Regions from separate parts of the Homo sapiens genome. Here region 1 is linked to region 2. A link is a contact called in ENCODE Hi-C or POLR2A ChIA-PET data. All regions are on one chromosome and are shown on one strand. The core of a region is the stretch at or near the end of the contact, and the rest is flanking DNA. Distances in the headings are between cores, read along the strand shown. Region 1 overlaps DOCK10 (dedicator of cytokinesis 10). Region 2 overlaps DOCK10 (dedicator of cytokinesis 10).

What was found. A loop is a pair of places that touch in the nucleus more often than their neighbours do. ChIA-PET counts read pairs that join two places held with the same protein, here RNA polymerase II (POLR2A). Pooled maps may share reads with other maps.
Region 1: a pooled map shows a loop between it and region 2 (2.1-fold over the local background). The contact joins two enhancer-like sites. A Hi-C loop is called at or near these places in 1 of 50 pooled maps. POLR2A ChIA-PET finds 5 or more read pairs at or near these places in 2 of 52 experiments (B cell and activated T-cell).

What each region holds. Positions count from the first base shown.
Region 1 is chr2:224,968,704-224,974,007 of GRCh38, forward strand. All of the region lies in intron 1 of DOCK10 (dedicator of cytokinesis 10), which reads right to left. Among named protein-coding and RNA genes, the nearest start is that of MIR4439, 39 kb to the right of the region's middle. Within about 2 kb of position 2,613, at least 5 of the 41 ENCODE cell types and tissues checked have a DNase peak (open chromatin) inside an H3K27ac peak, as active enhancers do.
Region 2 is chr2:224,846,085-224,851,705 of GRCh38, forward strand. DOCK10 (dedicator of cytokinesis 10) reads right to left here. Exons shown (of 56, transcript NM_014689.3): 19 at 3,423-3,515. Among named protein-coding and RNA genes, the nearest start is that of CCDC195, 130 kb to the left of the region's middle. Within about 2 kb of position 2,613, at least 3 of the 41 ENCODE cell types and tissues checked have a DNase peak (open chromatin) inside an H3K27ac peak, as active enhancers do.

The DNA of each region.
Region 1 (5,304 bases), core at 1,363-3,862, 120 kb after region 2:
ACATACAAGGTCAATTTAAAAATCTGGTTACCAGGTTAATGGATGTAACATCATAAACGAGTCTTTATCCAGCTACATAGCTACATGGTATGTGCACATGCAAACATTTATAGTGCATCTATGGATATGAATAGGGCTGAATGTTTAAAGGCAACACAAGGTGTGAACGTCTCTTTAACTGACTGTAACTCAAACAGAGCCACAGACAGACACACACTTAGAACTACCCCCTACACTTCAACCAAACAGAGGCAGAAGATTGGGAAGGTGAACTCAATGTAGGGCTTGCCAAATCCAGGAAATAAGGAGGGCTGCAGAGAGGCACAGTGTCTTCTGCGGAACCCCAGGGCAAAGCTGTTCAGCTGTGATTTTTTTTCTACTTTTTGGCGGTCTCAGTTTGAAATTAGGCTCCTGGCTTTTGCCAAGGAAGTGTTAAAAATGTGCACTTGTGTGAAGCAGCAGCAGTCCTCTCAAATGGGGGTACCAGATTTCTCTGGTTACTTTTTAACTCACTCAGTGATGATATCACTCCACAATCCTAACGTTTCTCCTTTCAATCTCCACCCTTAAGAAAGTCATCTAACGTCTTGGTGTTCTTTAATGACCTTAACCACATCTGTAGCGAACATCTTCTAAGAACAGATCTGAAAAGCTTCTGTAGGTGAACTTGGGTGATTCCAAAGGTCCTTACGGTTTTGTGATGAACACATATATGGTTCATCATTTCTTTTTGTTATAGTTGTGCAAAAAGAAGACGAATTTGTGATGAGACTTTTTATTCCCCACTTCTTTGCAAATGAGTCCTCCAGGGCTGTTCACTGGTTCATTTGCCTGGAGGTCAAAACAAAAGCCTCCGATGCCCATCATGCCAGCCCCTGAAGATGTGATACTACCCCAGTTCTATTAATCACAGATTTGCTATGCTTCACTCAATTTTCAGAGCTAAAAGGAAGAAATAGATGCATGTAATCTTTAACTTGAAACCCATCAGCATTCTTTTCAACAGCATGGGCAAAAATGAGACAAAATAGGATGGCCACTATGAAAGAACCAACATCTTTAAGGAAATAAAAACCAGAGTGGAGGATGACACAGACTGAAGTGTCACCTTTAGAGTGACAGAAAAGCAGGCCGGTTTTAAAGCAAACCTTTAAACAGTCCCCTTTAACAACCACAGGCCACTTTAGTTTCATGCTTAATTTCTTTCCCTGCTCGAGGAGCCTCTTCCTTGTCTACATCTCTCCTTGTCCTTGATCCCTTTCTCTGCCTTTTGGCTCACTCATTTCCCCCAGTGGCTTTCATTTGGGGAATATCATTGGGTTCACTGGCTTTTTCACTGAGTCGTCTTTTTGAGCAACTCTGTTCACCTGATGAGTGTTCTATTTAATATTCTAGTTTCCTTATTAGTGGAGAACTGAAGGGTAGTCATGTGTGTCAAAACGTCTCCCCAGAATTAATCCAATCTAATAAACAGTATGTTTCTACTTGTAGAAGTAATTACTTAAATTTCTATGATGCAGGTGGGCAGCAGGTATTTTCCTCATTTTACAGATTAAAAAGAGGTGCAGTCCCTCAGTGATCCAGGCACTGTGATCAGTGTTTTTACTCAGTTTTCATTTAGATCATCACCAACAGCTTTGTGAGGAATCCCCACCATGCTGCAAATAAGGACACTGAGGCTCAGGGAACTCAGGGAATTATCCGAAGTCCTACAGTTCTCAAAAGGCACAACAAGCCTGATATCAATACCCAGATTTTGTCATTATATGATTCTGTTTCTGTTCTAGCACGACATTTCCGGATTCAGACTTCTGCAACATGACAGAGATAGATGTCTGTTCCCAAAATAGAATTCTATAAACCCTTCAATCCGAAGAGATTACAACAAAGTGATTTTCCCTTTTTTTCTCTTTGTTGTCTCTGCCGTGGGACCCATGAGCCCCCACAGTTGCATTCTGTATCTCCACAGCATCTGTTCTGCTCATAGCTTTACTCTACAGATTAACTTGAACTCATTATCTCTGTATTTAATCCTTAAAGAAAAGTCAAAAAACTAGTTTGGAGCAAGAATCCCTATGACAGAATTGGCTTTCATCTCCAAATGGATTTATTCCTCTAAGATAACCAGAAACTGGATAGGATTTGCTATGCTATTGACATTACTTTGTATTTTGTAGCTAGCATCTATGTAGTTTCACTTAAAATTCTGCACATACCTTGGAACTATAGCTCATTATTTCTGGATTAAGAGGAGGAAATACCATGTAGTTAAAAAGAATGTGGGTCTCATCATTTTGAGACCTGAACAAATACCCTTGCTCTGCCAGCAACTTTGTAGAAGCTACAGATAAGTCAATTTACCTGTTTGGGCCTGGATTTCATCTTCCAGTGAGGCAGCTGGATTCTATAATATCAAATTTCTAACATTTTATTCTATATAATCTATATTAAAAACCCTGACTTTTAAAGAGAAGTACCATTTGAGCAGAATAATGCCACTGTATTATTGGATATTGAACAGAAAAATGCCACTGCAAGAGATCCCAGACCTGAGTCAACAGAGACACGGAGGGCAGGAAGGTGCAGTGGGAAGAGGGTGTGGTTGGGTTGCAAGAGGGGAGGGGAGGTGGGTGGAGTGAAAGAAGTGGGCATGGCCAGATTGCAGGTGAAGAGAGGAGAGGAGGTGGGTGGAATGGGAGGAATGGGCGCGGTTGCACTGTAGCAGGGTGTGAAGTGAAAGAGGTGGGTGTGGCTGGGCTTGCAGGGAAGGTGGCAGGTACACATTTGCCTAGGGCCACACCGGATGGGTGACTTTGGACAAATGCAGTAATAGCTACACCTCATAGTTCAATGCAGCCACCACTAGCCATAAGTGGCTATGAAGTCCTTGAAAGGTGGTTAGTGTGACAAAGAAACTAAATCTTTAATTTTACTTAATTTTATTTAACTTTGATTTAACTTTAAGAATTGATTATTTTATCTAGTAACTGGAAAACATTTAACTAGTTTTGGAGAAACTTTGGAATATGAATTTACTCTTTCAACTATAAATTTTATGAAATCTGAATACTGAACAAATATTTGTGATTAAAGATTTAGCATCCAAATTGAAATGTGTTATATGTATAAATGTACACCACATTTTGAAGATTTGGCGTGAAAAAAACTATGAAGTATTGTAATAATTTTTATATTGATTACATGCCAACATAATAATAGTTTGGATATATAGGTTTAAAGAAAATATATTATTAAAACTAACTTAATATGCTTTTTTTCTTTTTCAAATATGGCCCCTAGAAAATTCAAAATTACATATGTGGCTTATGTTATATTTCAATTGGTCAGAGCTACTCCGTGTGCTTTAATTTCTTCCTTAACTATATTGGAACAAAAATCACAATATCCTTCAGAGGGACTGTGGCAACAAATAAAGAATACTGTGCAAAGTTTGTAGCAAAGTGACTATCAGAATTGGAAGTGCTCAGCAAAGAACTATTATTTTTGGACATTATTTCCATGTTCACTTCCTCCAATTATTCATAAAGCAGAATTTTAAGGTAATCTGTGGGTTACTCAGTTCTCATAAAGTGTATGAAAGCAAAGAAGGCCCTTGATTACCCAGTGACCAATATTAAGGATGCAGATAATCTACCAAATGAATCCATATTCTTTCCACCTAACAGATTCCTACTTTCTACCTTTATGACCCATAAGATATGGCTTGCATTCATTCATTCATCAAACCTTTGATTGAGTACCTATTGGTAGAAGAATCAAGATGCTGTAATTTTGCATTCTTAAGTTTCTTAATGATTACAAATCTGTAATAAAAAATCTACTCACAATTAAAAACACTGAGATAACTTTAAAATTACAAATGAGATACAATCTATTCTCCATCTCTAAATTAGTAAGTTCAGTTGTACCTACTGAACTTAAAATGCATTCTCTCTCACCTGATTTTCGACTTTTCTTTATGATTGTGGTGGTTTTAAATCCTAAACATTCAAGCTTTTGTTCCTTATAATTTTTAAATTTGGCACAATTTGAGAATGACAAAGTTGAAATTAAATGGTTAATTTCAGTTGTATTAAAGGCTGCAACATTCCTTTAATAAATGATGAAAGGAAAACAGAAGAAACTGAAAGTTAAATTTCGGAAAACTGGCAATTAGTGGATAACACAGAAGAGAACTCAAATAAACTTATGTTCTTTGAATAATCTATTTGTGTGAATAATCTATTCAATAAGTATTTCAGTGCTCTCATAAATAAGCTAACTTTGAATTTCCATTTTTACACATTTTATGAAGCACAAAGTAAGTTTCTGCTTAACAGATTCTTTTTTCTATAACAATTCTTTAAAGTAAATTAAGTTTGTAAATTTTTCTTTGTTTCAATAAGACAATATACACAATAATAATAGCTAAAACTTAGTGAATTCTTAGCAAGTGCCAGGCACTCTTACAGGCCCTTTACTTGAATTCACTCAGTGAATCCTTAAACAACCCTGATAGATAGTATGGTAGGCAGAACAACAGCCCCTTAACAACGTACATGTCCTAATCCCCAGAACCTGTGCCTATGTCATTTACACAGCAGAGGGTAATCCAGGCTGTAGATGGGAATCAGCTAACCTAGAGATGGGAGAGGAGCGTGGATCAGCCAGGTGGGGCCAATGTAATCACAGGGGTCCTTACGAGTGAAAGAGGAAGGTGGGAGAGTCAGAGATCAGAGTCGGAGAGTCGCTGGAAGACACTATGCTTCTGGCTTTGAAGATGAACCAGGACCACAAACCAAGGAATGTGGGCAGCCTCTAGAACTTGGAAAAGGCAAGGAAACAGATTCTCCCCTAGCACCCCGAGAAAGGAATGCAGCTCTGCCAATTTTAGCCCAGTGAGATCCGTTTCAGATTTCTGATCTCCAGAAATGTAATACACGTGTTTTAACTGTAAGACAATATGTGTGTTGTTTAAAACTAAGTTCGTGGTCATTTATTACAGCAGAAATAGGAAACTAAGGCAGATAGGCACCCTCACGACTCTCATTTTACAGACAGGGAAGCCAAGGTATACAGAATTTAAATAGCTGACCCAGAGATCACACTGCCAGCAAGTGCTTTGGCAAGTGACTCAGACCCACACACCCTGGTTCCTCACCCATGGCAATGCAATGTAAATCAGGGCTGGCATGTGGCATTTTCTCATGTGGTTTCTGGGTACAGAGGTTTTTCTGTTTCTTCTTAGCATCTATTTATTCTCCAGGTCTCAGCTGCATTGCCACTGCCTTAGGGGAGGCCTTC
Region 2 (5,621 bases), core at 1,363-3,862:
GCTCAATAAATATTGTTTCTGCTAGCAGTGATGTATTCACATGTTGATATTTTTACTTTTTTATTGTGATGGATGATGATAATTTAGAATACTTAGTGTTTCTCATTAGATAATTCATGCTACTAGGGTATGGACTAAATACATGCACATACATATGCATAAACACACACACAAATGTAACTGCAGAATATAGATAAGACACACATCAAGGAACTGTCATTAAGGGACACGAATTGAATAAACAGTAAGTCCGTGCCTCCCAAAGTGCGGCTGGGGACCAGTTGCATAAGCATCACTTGGCAGTTCATTAGAAATGCAGAAGTTTTTTTTTCATTTTGGAGACAGGGTCTTGCATTTGTTGCCCAGACTAGAGTGCAGTGGTACGAACACAGCTCACTGCAGCCTTGACCTCTGGCTTTTTTTTTTTTTTTTTTGAGATGGAGTCTTGCTCTGTCACCAGGCTACAGTGCAGTGGCACGATAGCTCACTGCAACCTCCGCTTCCTGGGTTCAAGTGATTCTCCTGCCTCAGCCTCCCGAGTAGCTGGGACTACAGGAGCACGCCACCACACCTAGATAATTTTTGTATTTTTTGTAGAGATAGGGTTTCACCATGTTGGCCAGGATGGTCTCAATCTCTTGACCTTGTGATCCACCCGTCTCGGCCTCCCGAAGTGCTGGGATTACAGGCATGAGCCACTGTGGCTGGCCATGACCTCTGGCTAACTTTTTGATTTTTGTTGTTGTTCTTGTTGTAGAGACAGATGTCTTACTTTGTTGCCTAGGCTGGAGTCTCAGACATTAACCTAGACACACTCAATTGCAATCTGCCCTTTCACAGGATCCCCAGACAATTCATATGCACATTGTTGAGTAATATGGTATAGTAAATGATGCAGCTTCGGCATGGAATTGATCTCTTTTTTTAAAACTAACAAACATATCTGTGTTACTGTGAGAACTAATGAGACATTTTGGGAACTGACCATGCCGTAGCTATACAAATAATGCTTCTGAATGCAAATAAAATAAAAATGGATCTAGGTAAACAATATACTGAATGAAGGGCATACTCCCTATTTCTGGAAAGAATTGTTTTCAACTAACTGTTTACATTTTATTGTGCTTTTGAGTTTTCAAAGCCCTGCCACGTACACCATCATTTCATTTTCCCCAGTAGCCTTGTGAAGTAGCATGGCACAGTGTTAGGAAGCAGGGCTGCACATGTTAGGGGGCTCTGAGTTACTGTGCAGGTGGTGTGGTCAGTAAAAGAGGATCTTTCAGGACAAGAACCCACATCTTGGGATGATCACTTTGCATTGGAACTCCGGTAAGCTGCAGGCAGCTCAATCTCAGCAACTGAGTAGTTCCCAGAACTGTCCATATTCTCATGTGAAAAAGCTCATGGCTTTCATGAGGCTTCCAGGAAACACATGAGAATGAGAAAGATTAAAACAGTTAACAACAGTAAGAATATTAATTTTTTTAAAAATCATATATCTACAGAAAATGCATCTTCCAGATGGGCTTTGTCAACCAGTTGACCCTTTGGCCAACCAATAGCAGTAAATATTGTGTAATGTGGTCATGGTTTTTGCTTAACTGTTTTTCACTTTCTGTCCTGAATTTGTGGGGGAAAAATTAAAGAGCACTAAACGCATATGGAAGAGTGAAAGAATGTCAGGCAGGTAGTTTCACTGATGTTCCTTTAATTGGTTTTTAAATGATTAATGTGCACAGTGTGGGAGACAGAAAGACAGCACCCACTAGATGTCCTGAATGTTCTAATCCTGCCAATATGCCACCTTACCTGGTAAGTAGGACTTAGCAGATGTGATTAAGTTAAGGACCATGAAATGGGGAGATTATCCTGGATTTTCCAAATGAGCACAGTGTCATCACAAAAGTCCTTATAAGAGGAAGGCAGAGTCATAAGAGAAATGATACAGAAGCCGAGGTCAGAGTGATGGGATTGTTGGGAAGGCTCAAAAGCCAAGAAATGTGGGCAGCCTCTGGAAGCTGGAAAAGGAGATGAACTGGAACCTTCCCTAGAACCTCCTGAAGGTTCGTCACCCTGCTGCAAGCTCGATTTTAGCCCTGTGAGTCATTTCAGACTTCGTACCACCAAAACAGCAAGATAACAATTGCATACTGTTTTAAGCTGCTAAATGGTGATAATGTGTGAAAGCAGCCATAGAAAACGTCTACAAAAGCTGTGATATTGTGAATCTCAGGCATCCCATCAGCAGGCTGCACTAGTCAGACCTTCACTTTATGGTTAGAAATTAAATTTTTTCACTGAAACTTCTTTGTCTAAAGTTGTTTGTAACGTAAGCTAACATGTATATAGTAATTGACCATGAGCCCAATGACTTTCTATGTGTTAGAGCAGAATGGTGAAGCTTCAGGCTGTGGAGTCACATGGTCTGGTTTGATTTCTCTCACTTATTATGTGCCCTTGGTAAAGTTACTTGACTTCTCTGAGCCACAGTTTTCTCATCCATCAAATAGGGAGGTAATAATAGTGCCAACTTCTTGGAATTACTGTGGGGATTAAGGGAGATGATGTGTGCATGGAATTTAGCTTGAGGCTTGGCACACAGCAGGAGTCTTGGAAGTCTGCCAGGGCAAGGCTTGTTCCCTGTCATGTTTAGAGATGACGGGATCCAAGCTCCCTTAAGTTCAGGCATGTTATAAGCCATGGAATTGGCTCAGGCTCTAGTTCTCTGTTCTCTTCCTTATGACATGAAATGCTGCCATTCATTGGTAAAGCTATTTAACACAATCTCTTCACTAGTCAGTGAAATAAAAGAAAAAAAATTATTCACTGAAAAAGAAAAGAAGACAAGATATATCCCAGCACTAAAAGCATCTTTTTTTTAAATTTAAATTTTAATTTTTTTAGTTGAGATGGAGTCTTGCTCTGTTGCCAGGATGGAGTGCAGTGAGTGGCATGATCTCAGCTTACCACAATCTCCGACTCCCTGGTTCAAGCGAGTCTCCTGCCTCAGCCTCCCGAGTAGCTGGGATTACAGGCACGTGCCACCACGCCCAGCTAATTTTTGTATTTTTAGTAGAGACGGGGTTTCACCATGTTGGCCAGGATGGTCTTGATCTCCTGACCTTGTGATCCGCCTGCCTTGGCCTCCCAAAGTGCTGGGATTACAGGCGTGAGCCACTATACCCGGCCAGCATTCCATTTTTTTTAAAAGGTCACTCCTGTCCTGAAATACATGAATTTGCAACGTACTCCTGGAACAACTGCCAATTAATATAGTTTAGAAATATTGGTAAGTACATACCTGCCAAGGCATGTCCTTAGTCTGATGAGGTCTAGAGAGAGTGTTTTTCACTGCACGGTTATCTGAACATTTACCCACCTTTCTTAGGAACCGCTGGGGGCAGTGGAGGGCTAGCTCTTACCTCATCTGAGAAATCCGGATTCTGAGAGTGGTGCAGAACTGCTGTGTAGGCGGCTGAGGTGAAGAGGGGCCCTCCAGGTTTTCCATAAATACACTGTTTGAAAAGTTATGAGTTGAACAATTATGAGTGTCTGAAATTATCCCTGGGTGAAAAAAAAGTCCATAACTCTTCAGTACCAACCCTGGGACAATGGCAAACTTTGTGATAACTTGCCAGGCTAAGCTGGCATCTAATTAACCTTGAACTTCTTTGGCCTACTACCCTGCATTTATTATACAATGAAAGCTGCTGAAGATAATTTGATGGCTTTCATTCATCATATAGTTAATACGCCAGGGCCAAATACCTGTGGGACAGGAATAATACAGGGTGGCCACAGGAGAACAGAAAATTCCAGGCAGAGGTTTCACATGCCTAGCAAAAAGGATACTGTTGAAATAGCTGCAAAAGTCAGTGGCCAATAAGACCCTAAAAAATGAGATGCGGGCCAAGCTGGTTAAGACCAACTGTACCCAGCATGGTGCTGGATTTGACCTAGGTTTCTCCTAGGACCTCATTATATGCTCATTGACATACTAAATCACACTCCCCCCAGTACCTGGGCAGTTCTAAAGTTTCTTTAGAAATCTTCATGAATATAAAGAAACCCATAAAGGTAGAAGCCCTAAACCTTTTTGCAGATGACTATCTCTCTTGAGTACACCCACACTCTTCTTTCCTGAGTGTGTTCTTTTTGCTTTGCAGTAAATCTCTGTACTTTCACTATTTTCTGAGTCATCCTTGAAATCCTTCTCATGACAGTGTCAAGAGCCTATTCACCGGCTGGGGCTGGGATCCCAAATACACTGTTGAAGAAGTTATGAATTGAACAATTATGAGGGTCTGAAATTATCCCTGAGTGAAAATAAAAGGCCATAACTCTTCAGTTACCAACCCCAGGAAAATAACAATGACTCAGACAATGACCTGGGACAACGGTCAGTGTTTGCGGACCTCCCCTAGCCTATGGGTATCACCTGGACCAATCTGACTCTTGATTTACATGGAATAAGGGCTAACTTGTTTAAGACTGATTCCTTTAGAATGGCTTCCTGAACAGGCCTTGATATGGTCAGGCTTTTCTCCCCACCCGAATCTCATCTTGAATTATAATCCCGACATGCCAAGGAGAGGAAGTGACTGGATCCTGGGGCCGCTTCCCCCATGCTGTTCTCATGACAGTGAATGAATTCTCAAGCAATCTGATAGTTTTATAAATGGCAGTTTTTCCTGCACTCACACATGCTCTCTCTCTCTCACCTGCCACCATGTAAGACATGCCTCTTTCCCTTCCACCATGACTGTAAGTTTGCTGAGGCCTCCTCAGCCATGCAGAAACTGTGAGTCTATTAAATCTCTTTTCTTTATAAATTACCCAGTCTCGGGTAGTATCTTTATAGCAGTGTGAGAATGGAGTGATACAGGCCCCATGGAACCAGCTCTGGTCTAGAGTTAAGGTCTTGTGCAACCACAAGGCTTGGATGGACCCCAGCTCCTGATACGCCAGCTTCCAGGATAGGGCTGGTTACCATCTCCACCACAGCATGCTACTATTCTGTCCAGCCCCAAATCAGGCCAGGGCTGTGATATGGCACTTCCTTATAACTTATAAGCCCCCTTTGTCCAAAGCTCAGGACCCCTCTTCTGGAGTCTGACAGTTAGCTTTGCTGTATCTCTGTGTGGTATTTTAGAATGCAGTGAAGCAAGGGACGCACATGTGATTGTTATTCTTTTCTAGAATTTTCCTCACAAAAACACTGCTCTACAGGCCAAACGTGCTTGCCATCTGATCATTGCCTCTGTTTGCCTGACAATTATATTTCACTTGAATTTTTCTCTCCTGATGCTAACACTATTTTGGAGTTGGGTGCCAGTGGATGCTGACAGTGGCTCAAGACCTTCTTTTTTTTTTTAAAAAAAAAAAAAAAGACTCTTTTTTATATTTACCTGAATTAATTGCTTGATTAATTCAATCACTCAAATTGATTATTGTTCTTCTGAATAATGCTACAAATTAGAGGACTCAATTTGTACCAGGCAGAGTGCTTTAAGAGACTACCACAGAGAATGGTGGGGGTTAGTTAGAAATTAGTTTTGTCCTCTACTACCTCATTCCTTTGATTTGCCGAAGCTGGTAAGATTGGCAGCAGGCCCACTACA